Regions from separate parts of the Homo sapiens genome. Here regions 2 and 3 are each linked to region 1. The links are chromatin contacts, found by Hi-C or POLR2A ChIA-PET in ENCODE. All regions are on one chromosome and are shown on one strand. Each heading gives the region's core, a stretch centred on a gene start or an enhancer-like site at or near the end of the contact. The rest is flanking DNA. Distances are from core to core; before and after follow the strand shown.

Region 1 (4,477 bases), core at 875-3,374:
ATGCCTGTAATCCCAGCACTTTGGGAGGCCTAGGTGGGTGGATCACTTGAGGTCAGGAGTTCAAGACCAGTCTGGCCAACATGGTGAAACCCCATCTCTACTAAAAATACAAAATTAGCCGGGCGTGGTGGCACATGCCTGTAATCCCAGCTACTAGGGAGGTTGAGGCAGGAGAATCGCTTGAACCTGGGAGGTGGAAGTTGCAGTGAGCCGAGATCGCACCACTGCACTCCAGCCTGGGCAAGAAGAGCGAAACTCCATCTCAAAAAAAAAAAGAAAAAAAAAAAAACTAGCCGGGCCTGGTGGCGCACACTACTTGGGAGGCTGAGGCAGGAGAATCGCTTGAACCTGGGAGGCGGAAGTTGCAGTGAGCTGAGACCGCGCCACAGCACTCCAGCCTGGGTGACAGAGTGAGACTCCCTCTGTCTCAAAAAGAAAAAGGAATGGAGGTGGTAAGAAGCAGTCAGATCCTGCATACATTTTCACGAAAGCACCTGCAGGATTTCCTGATGGACTGGACAGATGTAAGGTACGTGACAGACAGAAGTCAAGACTGATTCCAGGTTTTGGTCTGAGATACTGGATGAATAGTTGTACTACTGACTGCAATAGGGATGACTATAAGAGGAGCAATTGGAGAGGGGGTGTAGAGGGTCATGAACTCAATTTTCAGCACGATATATTTGAGAGGCCCATTAGACATTCAAGTGGAGATGTTGAATAGGCAATTGGAGTCTCAGGAGAGGTGCAGGTTAAAGATGAACATCTGGGAGTTACCAGCATGTCAGTTGTATTTAAAGCTTGGGAATGAATGAGATCACCTAGGGGGTGGGTACAGAGTGAGAACAGGTGAGAGTACTGAGCTATAGGGCCTTGGAATGCCTAAAAGTCTGAGAGAGAAAAGGGAGCCAGACAAGGGGAAAAATCTAAGGCTGGGCGCGGTGGCTCACGCCTGTAATCCCAGCACCTTGGGAGGCCGAGGCGGGTGGATCACGAGGTCAGGAGTTCGAGACCAGCCTGGCCAACGTAGTGAAACCCCCGTCTCTACTAAAAACACAAAAATTAGCCGGGCATGGTGGCGGGCGCCTGTAATCCCAGCTACTCGGGAGGCTGAGGCAGGAGAATCACTTGAATCCGGGAGGCAGAGCTTGCAGTGAGCCGAGATTGCACCACTGCACTCCAGCCTGGGCAGCAGAGTGAGACTCCATCTGAAAAAAAAGGGGGGGGGGAAATACGAGGTAGGAGGAAAATCAAGTGAGTATGGAGTCTTGGAAGCAAATAAAAAACATGTTGCAAAAGGAATGAAATGATTACCTCTGTCAAATGCCACTGACAGAATTAAAATGAACATTGATAACTGACCACTAGAACTGTTAACATGGAGCCAAATACGGTTAAGATGATGAGGTGGGAAGGAAAGCCTACCTGAAGTGAGGTCAGGAGAGAATTAGAAGTCAGGATGCAGAGACAGCCAATATAGGCAACTCTTTTGAGAAGCTTTGCTATAAAAGAAGCAACGAAATGGGGTTATAGCTGGAGGGGAATACAGGATCGAGGGAGGGTTTTATTTTCGTTTGCTGTGAGGTAAGAGCAACTGCAGCATCTTGGTATCCAGCAGAAAAGTTATAAAGCTTCTAGAGGCAGTAGTTTTTGAAGACAGTGGATTAAGAGGGAAATACAATATGTTTGTGTTTCTATTTTTGTTCTCCTGAAGGAGTTTAGTTTTGAGGAAGGTCTGGATACAGAGTCACAAGGCTAAACAAAAAGCAGGAAAAAAAAAAATGCCCTGGAGTGGGGCGGGGATGCGTAGGGAGGATTTAGTCGGAGAGAGAAAACCCACCAATCTTCGTTGAGAAGTGGCTCCCAGATCACAGCCAGAGGAAATTCGCCTTCAAGAACCCGAAGTCTGGCTCCTTGCAGACGCCCCCGCAGTTCCCGGCTACTCACCCAGCACTAGGACCATCTGGCCGCACAAACAGTAGTAAACATGGAGGGGCTTCTCGCCGTCGTCATATTCCTCCCGGTCCCGAGTGTCAGAGCAGACTACTGACCGAGACACTACTTTCGGCATGATTCCCAAGAGCAATCTGAAAACTCTACGCCAAGAAGAGGGTCGCCCCGAAATGACGTCACGAGTGCGCCTTGCACCTTTTCCTTGTGGCTACGCTGGTCACGTGTTAGCAGAAGTCTTATAAACTTCCGGGCTGTCCTATCAGGCTAAGATATACGGGGGTGCGCCTGGAGCCTCCCAGAACCTACTTTGTCTTGGCCAAGTTAGCTGGGACTCCTGTGATCTGGGAGTCACTTCTCAATGAAGATTGGTGGGCTTTCTCACAACACCCTTAATATTATATAAATTCTTTACATTTCTATAACGCATGCATTTATATGTATATATACACATATGTATATATAAGACCAGCTAAATAAAGGACTATGCATTATATAGTTTATATTATATATATATATATATATATATGATACTGATTTGGGTGTGTTTCTAAATATGATTGTGATTTTAATGACTATTCCAGATGAGTACATAATTTTTTAGGTATCTTATTTTTTAGTTGATATAATTCACGTAACATAAAATTCACCCTTTTAAAATGTGTAATTGGGTGTTTTTTAGTGTATTCACAAAGTTGTGTAACCATCACCACTAATTCCAGAACATTTCCATCATCTCAAAAAGAAATCTTATACCCATTAGTAGTCACCACGACCCGCACATCCCCCACCTTCCCAGCCCACGGCAACCACTAATCTACTTTTTATCTCTATGGATTTGCCTATTCTGGACATTTCATATAAATGGAATCCTACAATATGTGGCCATTTGTCTGGCTTCTTTCATTTACCATAATGTTTTCAAGGTTCATCCATGTTACAGTACTTCTTTCCTTTTTATGGTTGAATAATATTTCATCATATGGATATATCACATTTTGTTCATTCATCAATTGGCAGACAACGGGGATGTTTTCACTTTTTGGTTATTATATAGATAATGCTGCTATGAACATTCATGTACAAGAATACTTCCACCGCAAATTTGTGTGGGAATATAAATCTGGATTTTTAACTTTTGACAGCACGAGAAGTGATTAAAGCACCTTGACACTGTTTGTGATTCAAACAATGTGGGATGTCATTGAATGACTTTACTGCAGTACAGGTTTCAGGTATAAACACTGTTTTGCCTTGTAATTTTAGGTTAAATTCATTAAGGAACATTACTAAGTCTATGGCAAAAGCCATTTTTTAAAACTATTCATGTTCAATAATAGTGGTCAAGGGTGGGGTTCTTCTCATTTAGAAAATTTTCTAAAATTTTGAATTCAAATTCAAATTCAAATTTTCTAAAATCTTGAACTCCTGACCTCGTGATCCACCCACCTTGGTCTCCCAAAGTGCTGGGATTACAGGTGTGAGCCACCGCGCCCAGCTGAACTTCACTGTTGACACTACTGTCAAGAATAACACAAGACAGATTCAAGTTTGTTTGTTTGTTTGTTGCAAAGTACCTGCTGTTTAATAATACAATTAATAACTACAGGATTTTAAACAACTTACATTTTGACAAGTATTGTACATTTGTCTAAACCTTTTCTGCTCCATACATATTTGTAATACATCTTAGCAAATTATGCTTTAGACTGAATTGAATTAGTGTTTTCCTGACTTCTTTGAAATACTCTCATCTGCAGTTGTTCCACACAAGACCATACACCCAGGCCAATTTTTTTTTTTTTTTTTTTTTTTGAGACAGAGTCTGGCTCTGTCACCCAGGCTGGCTGGAGTGCAGTGGCACAATCTTGGCTCACTGCAACCTCCACCGCCCAGGTTCAATCAACTCTCCTGCCTCAGCCTCCTGAGTAACTGGGATTACAGGCACATGCCACCATGCCTGGCTAATTTTTTTTTTTTTTTTTTTTTTTGTATTTTTAGTAGAGGCAGGGTTTCACCATGTTGGTCAGGCTGATCTCAAACTCCTCACCTCAAGTGATCTGCCCACATCGGCCTCCCAAAGTGCTGAGATTACAGGCGTGAGCCACCACGCCCGGTCCAATTCTTCAGTCACTTTAAAGTCAACATTGACTCCTTGAGTAAAAAACAACAACTGAGTAATATTGGTAAACATTCATCAGGAGCCAAGGAAAACCACTTGAAATCATTTGCTTTGTTTTTGTTTTTGTTTTTGAGACAGGGTCTTGCTCTGTCACCCAGGCTGGAGTGCAGTGGCATGATCACAGCTCACTGCAGCCTCAAACTCCTGGGCTCAAGTGATCCTCCCACCTTAGCCTCCCTAGTAGCTGGGACCACACATGCACACCACCACATCGGCTATTTTTTTTTTAATTTTTTTGTAGAGACAAGGTCTTGCTGTGTTGCCCAGGGTAGTCTTGAACTGTTGGGCTCAAGCAATCCTTCTGCTGCAGGCTTTCAAAGTGCTGAGATTACAGGTGTGAGCCAC
Region 2 (4,477 bases), core at 936-3,435, 100 kb after region 1:
CCTCCCGGGTTCAAGTGATTCTCCTGCCTCAGTCTCCCAGGTAGCTGGGATTACAGGTGCCTGCCACCATGCCCTGCTAATTTTTGTATTTTCAGTAGAGATGGGGTTTCACCATGTTGGCTAGGCTGGCCTCAAACTCCTGACCTCTGGTGATCCACCTGCCTCGGCCTCCCGAAGTACTGGGATTACAGGCATGAGCCACCGTGCCCGGCCCTTATCCTTAAATTTTAAACAAACTAGCCATTTATTTGTTTAACTACTAGGCTGCGAGATACTAATAAGTCAAACTGTTGGAATTTTAAAAGTCTTGAACTTCACACTAGGGAAACCAGTAGGGGAAAGGCTGTGGCAGACTGGTGAAGGTTTTGGAAGCTTATTCCTGGGAGATCAAGGGATACCAAGCCACTGTCAGGAGCCAACAAGACTTCAGGGAATGGGACATCACAAGAAGTCAGGAGTTGGTGACAAGGGGGCTAAACAGGAATCTGATATGAGGCCACAAACTGGGCTGGGCGCTGCTTATAATCTCTACAGATCCAGGCTGTATTTGACCCCTCAGCCCACCCCAAGTGACTCAGGAATACCAGGAATTAAAGAGTCAGTAGAGAGGGCCAGGCGCGGTGGCTCACGCCTGTAATCCCAGCACTTTGGGAGGCCGAGGTGGGTGGATCACGAGGTCAGGAGATCGAGACCATCCTGGCTAACACGGTGAAACCCCGTCTCTACTAAAAAAATACAAAAATTAGCCAGGCGTGATGGTGGGTGCCTGTAGTCCCAGCTACTTGGGAGGCTGAGGCAGGAGAATGGCGTGAACCCAGGAGGTGGAGCTTGCAGTGAGCTGAGATCGCGCCACTGCACTCCAGCCTGGGCGACAGAGTGAGACTCCATCTCAAAAAAAAAAAAAAGAGTCAGTAGAGAGGCAGGCACTTCGAAGAGAGGATATCATTAATTACTCTGGCCTGCCCTTTGAAGACAAAGACTACTCTCCCATTTATTCCGCTATCATCATCCCTGTTTTTCCCTCTCCTCTCCCCAACCCAGGGGGAATGTGAGCCTCGACTTCTCTTCACAGTCGGGACTGGGTTTGCATTGGGCAAATTGTGGCCTGCCAAACCCCGCCTTGCGACCAAAAGCACACATCTGCAGGGTGGTTCAGGGCTACGGTTAGAGCTACATGATGCAGAACTGAAAATGCTCCATCTCCCCTCCCCACTCTGGGTGTGTCTAGCCTGCTTCTTTTATCCCAAATAATGAGCTATGAATGCAGGAGGTGCCTTTTAAAATATCTGTGTATGATGAGAGTTTTCTGTGTGTGGACAGAGAGAAGGGAGAGAGAGAGAAGAGATAAGAGAGAGGAGGGAGACAGGGAGAGGGAGGGAGAACAAGGAGAACATTCAATTCAGTCTGGCTACCCGGCCCCCCAGCCCAATTTCATAGCCAGGTCTGACTAACTTGGTAAATTGCCAGAGTGTGGGGAAATGGTTCCTCACACAGATCATGTTTCAAGCCAGGGTCTGCTATATCCATTAGCAGCAAAGACTCTTGAAGAAGAGGCCCCCTTTTTCCTCCCCTAAAGGAACAGGAAGTATTTGGGTCCCAAGAAGAATTTTATGAGGTGGGGCCTTTGCCATGGGAGGTGGCAGACTTGGCCAAGCAGTGGAATGTATCACACCCCACCTCACCCAAAGTTGGGGTGCACCTTAACTGCAAACGGGGCCAGCACCTTGGAGGTGGGAACACAGTGTGGCTCCCACATCCTAACTCACCTCCCCTCTCGAGGGCACTGAGGTTTGAGCTACAGTTTAGCTCATCTTCCTATGTGCCTGATGAATTTTCCATGTACATCCTTACCCCCAACTCCCTCCCATGGAACAGAAGGGAGCACATGGAACAGAACCATCCTTACCCCCAACTCCCAAAACCCTTCTGTTGCATGAGCTCCCTGCCGAATGCCCTGTAGCTCCTAGGGAGTGGGGGTCCTGTTTCCCCAGCACCCAGAGTGGGCACCCTGGCTCCCCGATCCTAAGAATTCTCAGAGAGCAGGAGATGGGCCATCTTCCAGTACCCCCGAGAGTGCCTAACCCAAGGTTCACACAGAAGGCCTCAGGGGCAGCACCGCAGCGTTGAGGGACCCACCCTGTTTGCACAGCTGGAGGAATGGGGGCCGGGCAGGGCAGGACAGGGAGCTGGGAGGAACAGCAGGAGAAATGACCACCCAAATGCCTGCTGGCACAAAAGCGCTGTGGAAATTAGATGCCAAATAATGAACGTCTGGAAGAAAAGAACACCCGGGTGTCTAGGGAATTGAGATAAATGCAATAGTAGAGAGGGCAGAAAATCAAGCGAGCTCATCCTATGGCTATCGAGAGCTCCTGTTCCAGTTTTCCATCAGTGTAGAGCCTGGGGGTCGGGGAGGCTTTCTGTCAATGACTGGCACAGACCCAGCCTGATCCTAGGATGCTGCCCCTCCCACGGCTGCCCTGGGCCCAGTACTGAGTGTGAGTGTGTTGTGAGGGGGAGGCACACGTGACCTAACTGGGATCAGGTCAGCAGATTCCACACCCCTGCAGGAAGGTGGAGACTTGGCAATTCGATTCCAGCAGGAAACCTGAGGAGTCCCGAGGGGTCAATTTCTCACTCCTCCTCCCCCAGCCCTCCCAGGGCTCCTCCAAGTGGATAGTAAGGTTTTTAACGCATGCTCCACCAGCCAAGAGGATTTCATCTCACTTTGCTTAATGTAGATAGTATTCTGGAAACAATAGTTTTAAAAAAAATTAAAACATATATGAGTACTACGAAATATGTTTTTTTTCAAACTATGCTCTTGCGGGACGGTGGCTCAGGCCTGTAATCCCAGCACTTTGGGAGGTCGAGGCGGGTAGATCACCTGAGGTCAGGAGTTGGAGACCAGCCTGGCTAACATGGTGAAATCCCGTCTCTACTAAAAATACAAAAATTAGCCGTGCATGGTGGCAGGCTCCTGTAATCCCAGCTACTCAGGAGGCTGAGGGTGGAGAATCGTTTGAACCCGGGAGGCGGAGGTTGCAGTGAGCAGAGATCTCACCACCACACTCCAGCCTGGGCGACAGAGCGAGATCCTGTCTAAGAAAGAAAGGAAAGACAGAGAGAGAGAGAGAGAGAGACAGAGAGAGAGACAGAGAAAGAAAAAGAAAAGACTTCTAGCCAGGTTATCACTAAGTTACTTTGTGACATGAACTGAGCTCTTTCCCCTCTCTGGGTCCCAGTCTCTTTTTCTATAAAATGAGAGCGTTGGTAATAACAGCTATTGTTTACAGACACTGCTCTAAGTTTTTTACATATATTTTCTTATTTATTCCTCACAGCAAGCCCATGAGGAAGATGTTACTATTTGTCCTCAATTTATAGATGGGTTAACCAAGCCACTTACTAGCTGTGTAAATTTGCACCAGTTCCTCAGCATCTCTGCACCTTACTTTCCTCATCTATAAAATGTGGAGGGGCCGGGCGCAGTGGCTCATGCCTGTAATCCCAGCACTTTGGGAGGTTGAAGCAGGAGGATCAGTTGAGGCCAGGAATTCGAGACCAGCCTGACCAACATAGACCCTGTCTCTGTTTTATTTTTTATTTCCATAGGTTTTTGGGGACAGGTGGTATTTGGTTATATGAGTAAGTTCTTTAGTGGTGATTTGTGAGATTTTGATGCACCCATCTCCTGAGCAGTATACACTGAACCCAATTTGTAGTCTTTTATTCCTCACCCCCTTCCCGCCCTTTCCCCCTGAGTCCCCAAAGTCCATTGTGTTATTCTTATGCCTTTGCATCCTTATAGCTTGGCTCCCACTTATGAGTGAGAACATACAATGTTCGGTTTTCCATTCCTGAGTTACTTCACTTAGCATAATAGGTCTATTTTGAAAACTAGTAATAATAAAATAAAATGTGGAAGAAGTAACTAGTCCAAGGTCACAAACTAGTAAGTGGCAGAGCCAGCATTTGAATCCAGGCAGGCCGACGCTGGAGTCCATGCTTTTAACCAATGTGCTCTAGCGAGACGCATAGGCGTGATACGTTTGTTCATTCAGTCATTCAACGAGTATTTACAAAGACTCTAACAGGAGCCAGGCACAGTTATAGGAGCTGCAGATACAGCAATGAACAAGATAGCCACAATCCCTGTTCTTGTGGACCTAAAGTCTCTTCCAGTTCTGAATGTTGAACCCAGAGAAACGTCTCTGAGTTCAACAGGGAGGTGCCCAAAAGGAAACATTCCAGGAACTCCGGTTGGCTAAGGAAGCCTATGGAAAGGGACAAGGTTATGCCTGGCTCTGTGACCTTGTCCTTTCTCCTTCCTGATCTTGCAGAGGCCTGGCAGGCAGTGGTGTGCTGGAGCCGGCTCGTCCGCTTCCTGCATCTCTTCCCAAGCCCACGTGCAGTGATGTCATGTTGGTAGCTTAACAGCAGCCATGGCAGGAGTAATGACACCAACAAAATCAGC
Region 3 (4,477 bases), core at 1,978-4,477, 97 kb before region 1:
CATGCCTGTAATCCCAGCACTTTGGGAGGCCAAAGCAGGCAGATCACCTGAGGTCAGGAGTTTGAGAGCAGCCTGGCCAACATGGTAATAACCTGTCTCTACTAAAAATACAAAAATTAGCCAGGCGTGGTGGTGGCGTGCCTGTAATCCCAGCTACTCAGGAGGCTGAGGCTGAAGAACCGCTTGAACCTAGGAGGTGGAGGTTGCAGTGAGCGGAGATCGCGCCATTGCACTCCAGCCTGGGCGACAAGAGCAAAACTCTGTCTCAAAAAAAAAAAAATTACATTCCCTTTATTACCCATATTCTGGGTGTTGGTACATAGATATCTGAGGCCTTAAAAGTGTCATTTCTGACTCTCTTCCTTGTTTTTCCTTGAGAATTACTAGGCATTGCCTTAGCTTTAGTTCCTCTTAATTAGACTTATATTTTACATAGCTTCCAGAAACACAATAATTACTAACACAGCACTATGTCTCAATGGAGGAATTAGTTTTGATTAACTGACCAGCCATATATCATTATCAACATCATCATCATCATCATCATCATCATCATTAATATTCTTCTCGGCTGGGTGCAGTGGCTCATACCTGTAATCCCAGCAATTTGGAAGGCTAAGGTGGGAGGATCACTTGAGCCTAGGAGTTTGAGGCTGCAGTGAGCTATGATCGTGCCGCTGCACTCCAGCCTGGGTGACAGAATGAGACTCTATTTTCTATTTTCCTGGATGCTTGCTCCTTGTTTCTTTTTCCTTCTTTTTTAAAAAGTTTTTAAACTTTCAGACTTTTTTAAATGTTGCAAAAATAGTACAAAAATGTCCTTATATCCTTTATTCAACTTCTCTAAATCTTACATAACCACCATAACCAAGAATAGTATTGGTAATCTACAGATATTCAAACCTCACCAATATAACCAATGTCCTTTTTCTGGTACAGGAGCCGGTTGAGTGTCATATATTACATTCAGTTGTCAAGTATCTTTAGTCTCCTTTAATCTGTGACAGTTCCTTAGTCTCTTTGTCTTTCATGATCTTAACAGTTTCGAGAATATCTGACTCCTTAAAATACACGCGGTGATAGGTGACTACGGGAGCTCCAGCTCACCGTGGATTTAGCAAAATACCAAGTGATGACAAGAAGTTGCTTTTAAATGACCCATCTTGTATTTCATCGTCAATAAAACCACACTTAGTTACCCAAAGACTGAGAAGGGAAAAATTCTATGTAATTATTTGATCATCTTTTTTTGTGGAGAGAAAAAAAACTGACAAAACAATGAGCTCTGGAATAGAATACAGTAGAGGCATCATGCTCAAAGAGAGTAGCAGATGTGGCCAGGGAAAGGTCACATGTAGAAAAGGGATACACAAGTGATGGCGAGGTGTATCGAGGAATAATTAACAGTTGAATAAAAATGCATTAATCAGAATGTCAAGAGTTCAAACTAGAAAGATTTTGAATTTTAAATGCATTATAAATAAAATCCACCTCTCTCCAAATAAAGCCCTCTGTAGAATTTTGCTTTAGCTCTTGTTTCTCTCACCAGAATAGAGAAGCGAGTATCACCTTTGGAGGATATACTCTACCATTCTCTGAAACTGTTTTTTTGCATTCAGCTACCTCGCTATTATAATCAGCTGAGAAACACCATAGCCTTTCACTAACACAGGTCAAAGATTTCTCCCAGGATCAACAAAGCTAGATTCAAAATTGCTCCTTTGAACACATGCAATTTGTGTGCATCAGTTTCGATCGCTGGGGTTCTTGAGGAGACTAACAAATTGCAAAGTGTACTTTCAGAGGAAGGGCCTAACCATCCTGGGGGGTCCTAGAATTGGGTCCTTTCACAGGCAGATCTGGAGAAGATAGGAGAGGGCAGGAAAGGAAAGTGAAGGATATGAACACTATGTGTTCAGTGTGCAAAGGCCTGCTGGCATTTTGCCTATGGGAATTCTGAAGTCTGGGCACATAAGGTTCAGCTGCAGTTGCAGTTTTCAACAGTCGTCCTTATTTTTATAAACATTGTTATGATTATTCAGACACGGAACTTGTGATTACACTATTTGCTCCTGTTCTGAACTTGAGGGAGTCCACTTAAGCTAACAAGTAGGTTTTTGAGGACATGTGTGGCAAATGCTTACCCAGTGAAGGGATTAAGGGGCTCAGTAAGCACTTGTCCATTGGCACAATGGCTGCCAATCTAATTCTATTGATTCCTCTAAATGTTTCTGGAGTTCAGAAATCTATTCAATCCAAGGGCACTTTACCTGGGGTCCTGGGAGCCAAATGTTAACGTAGTTCTTAACCTTCCTAAGCCTCTTAACCTTCTGGGTACAACCTCTATATTTGTCTTCTGGCTAAAATCATTTCCCCACCCCCAGCCCAGTCCTTTGGACTCTCCCAGGCCAATTCCTGGCAAGATCTTTGTCGAACTGTATTTGCAAACCAGGGTCTGGGGCACGGTGGCAGTTCCTTCGTCTGCTGTTCCCTTAATTTCGTCTGGTTTCACTGGCTCCAGGACAGCACACGGTCTAGAGTGGGAAGAGTGAGGCATTCACCTTGGTGAAAAACAACTCAGTAATTAAGACAAATGATTTTTCATGTACTATTTTAAAAAAATCAGAAGCAATGCAAAAATCCATGATGAACAAATGATCAACATTTGAAATACAGACAGGATCCCAACCTGCACTTGCATGACCTTGTCTCGCTTGCCTCACCCTAAACCCAGCCTTGACACTCCAATTAAACTTTATTTACAAAACAAGGGGGCCGGCCAGTAGGATGTAGTTTGCCCATACGACTTTTTTAAAGTATCGCATTGACTACTGTTTATCTCGATGACTGAAGGGTTCTTTTGGCATCCCTGTAGCAAATGCGTCTCACCCTAGTCCTGGTCCTGCTCCAAGGGTTTTTGTCCAGGCACATCGTGACCTCACCCTTCCTCCCCTCTCCGAGGCCTCTCTCAGGGTCCAGCGTTCAAGTCCCGGGTGTTCTCTGGACCCGCCCCTTCCTCTCGCCGGGTCAGGTGCCGAGGGCGAGCACGGGCGGCGCGGAGAGCAGTCCCGGCCCGCCCTCCACGACTCCTCCTCCTGCGAGCTGGGCCACTCAGCGGCTCTGCCGCCCAGCGCGCCGGGGCCCAGACCCCGCCCCGGCCCCGCCTCCGACGCCTGCCGCTCCAGCTCCGGCTCCCCCTATATAAATCGGCCATTTGCTTCGCTCCGCCCCGCAGCGCCGGAGTCAAAGCCGGTTCCCGGCCCAGTCCCGTCCTGCAGCAGTCTGCCTCCTCTTTCAACATGACAGATGCCGCTGTGTCCTTCGCCAAGGACTTCCTGGCAGGTGGAGTGGCCGCAGCCATCTCCAAGACGGCGGTAGCGCCCATCGAGCGGGTCAAGCTGCTGCTGCAGGTACGTCCTGGGATCCAGGAGCCCAACCAGGAAGTGGGGGGAAGGGTCGCACAGAAGGCGGGCGCCCGAGGGGTGGCGGGGAGCGAACTCTAAAGACATGGCCAGGGAAGCGGCTTAGGAGAGGCCAGAGCGGGGCGCAGAGGCAGAACAGAAGTCAAACTGGTGGGAGGCGCCTTTAGTGACCTGAAGTAGTGAGTCTAGGAAGGGGCCGGGGGCAGAGGGCAGGACCAGGCTCTCGGCATCTCCGAGGCGGCGGACTCGGATGGAGCAGTTTCTGAGTGACGGCCTCCCCGGGCCTGGGCGTCAAGGGCGAAGGCCGAAAGCCGGCGTTAGAAAGAGGAACGCCAGTTCTTACCGAAGACCTCAAGGTCGCGGCAAGGAGATAACTGCCCGGGGGAGGCCATGCGCCCGGGTCCAGCGGCCTCCCAGCCCGCGGACGCGCTCAAACCTCGCCGGGCCGGAAGCCGGCGCCGGGAAGCGCGTGTGCCTTTTACGTCCGCCCCCGCGCAGCCGCGGCCGCTGCCGCCGCGTCTCCGCCTGCCTCCCTGCGCCGCGCGCTCTCCAGTGCCGGCTCTAGAGGGCGCTCCTGGGCTAGCGTGTAGGGCTGGCGGCGGCGGCGCTCGGGTCACCTCTGGGAGCGGAGTGGGGGCGGAGCGAGACGGAAGCAGCTCAGGAGACTTGAGGCGTAGGCTGCGGTCCCCAAGGTGACCGCGCCCTATGTGGGACTCGCCCTAATGCCTCTGAACCTGGGTTTGAGGTAATGACCTTTCTCCTAGGTCTGAAGGTCACGGGTCCGCTGGAGGATGCCCCCTCTCCACTCAGAGGGGTGGAGGCTTAATGCTACTGGTGCAGATCACCTCTTCCCCTGTGACAGCCTCAGAGGGTTGGGAGGGTCCAGCCAGTATGATATACGAAGACTAGATTTGAGAGAGGGGAGCCTACCTTAAAGGGCATTGATCGAGATGGCATAAGCTCTTCTCTTTCCCTTCCCCATGGTTATAACTGTCCCTGTTGGCTTCCTTCCTGTCTGTTAGGTGCAGCATGCCAGCAAGCAGATCACTGCAGAT

The links. A loop is a pair of places that touch in the nucleus more often than their neighbours do. ChIA-PET counts read pairs that join two places held with the same protein, here RNA polymerase II (POLR2A). Pooled maps may share reads with other maps.
Region 2: a loop to region 1 is called in a pooled map, with 2.9 times the contacts of the local background. The contact joins the enhancer-like site here to the promoter of STEEP1 in region 1. A Hi-C loop is called at or near these places in 5 of 50 pooled maps. POLR2A ChIA-PET finds 5 or more read pairs at or near these places in 7 of 52 experiments (B cell, GM10248, H1 and 4 more).
Region 3: a map of CD4-positive, alpha-beta T cell shows a loop between it and region 1 (4-fold over the local background). The contact joins the promoter of SLC25A5 here to the promoter of STEEP1 in region 1. A Hi-C loop is called at or near these places in 11 of 168 maps with a recorded cell type or tissue (B cell, CD4-positive, alpha-beta T cell, CD8-positive, alpha-beta T cell and 6 more), 14 of 37 single-sample maps with no recorded cell type and 27 of 50 pooled maps. POLR2A ChIA-PET finds 5 or more read pairs at or near these places in 16 of 52 experiments (A549, AG04450, CD4-positive, alpha-beta T cell and 11 more).

Annotation. Positions count from the first base shown.
Region 1 is chrX:119,563,285-119,567,761 of GRCh38, forward strand. STEEP1 (STING1 ER exit protein 1) reads right to left here and starts at 2,125. Exons shown (of 7, transcript NM_022101.4): 1 at 1,948-2,125. The coding sequence starts at 2,071.
Region 2 is chrX:119,665,191-119,669,667 of GRCh38, forward strand. The region is part of intron 2 of SEPTIN6 (septin 6); the gene reads right to left. Among named protein-coding and RNA genes, the nearest start is that of MIR766, 21 kb to the left of the region's middle. RefSeq lists an enhancer at 934-1,023. Within about 2 kb of position 2,186, at least 5 of the 41 ENCODE cell types and tissues checked have a DNase peak (open chromatin) inside an H3K27ac peak, as active enhancers do; they include B cell, where a contact is called at or near this core.
Region 3 is chrX:119,465,217-119,469,693 of GRCh38, forward strand. It overlaps SLC25A5 (solute carrier family 25 member 5), which reads left to right and starts at 3,228. Exons shown (of 4, transcript NM_001152.5): 1 at 3,228-3,410; 2 at 4,445-4,477. The coding sequence starts at 3,300. SLC25A5-AS1 (SLC25A5 antisense RNA 1) reads right to left here and starts at 3,904. Exons shown (of 1, transcript NR_028443.1): 1 at 817-3,904. RefSeq lists silencers at 2,908-3,287, 3,778-4,017.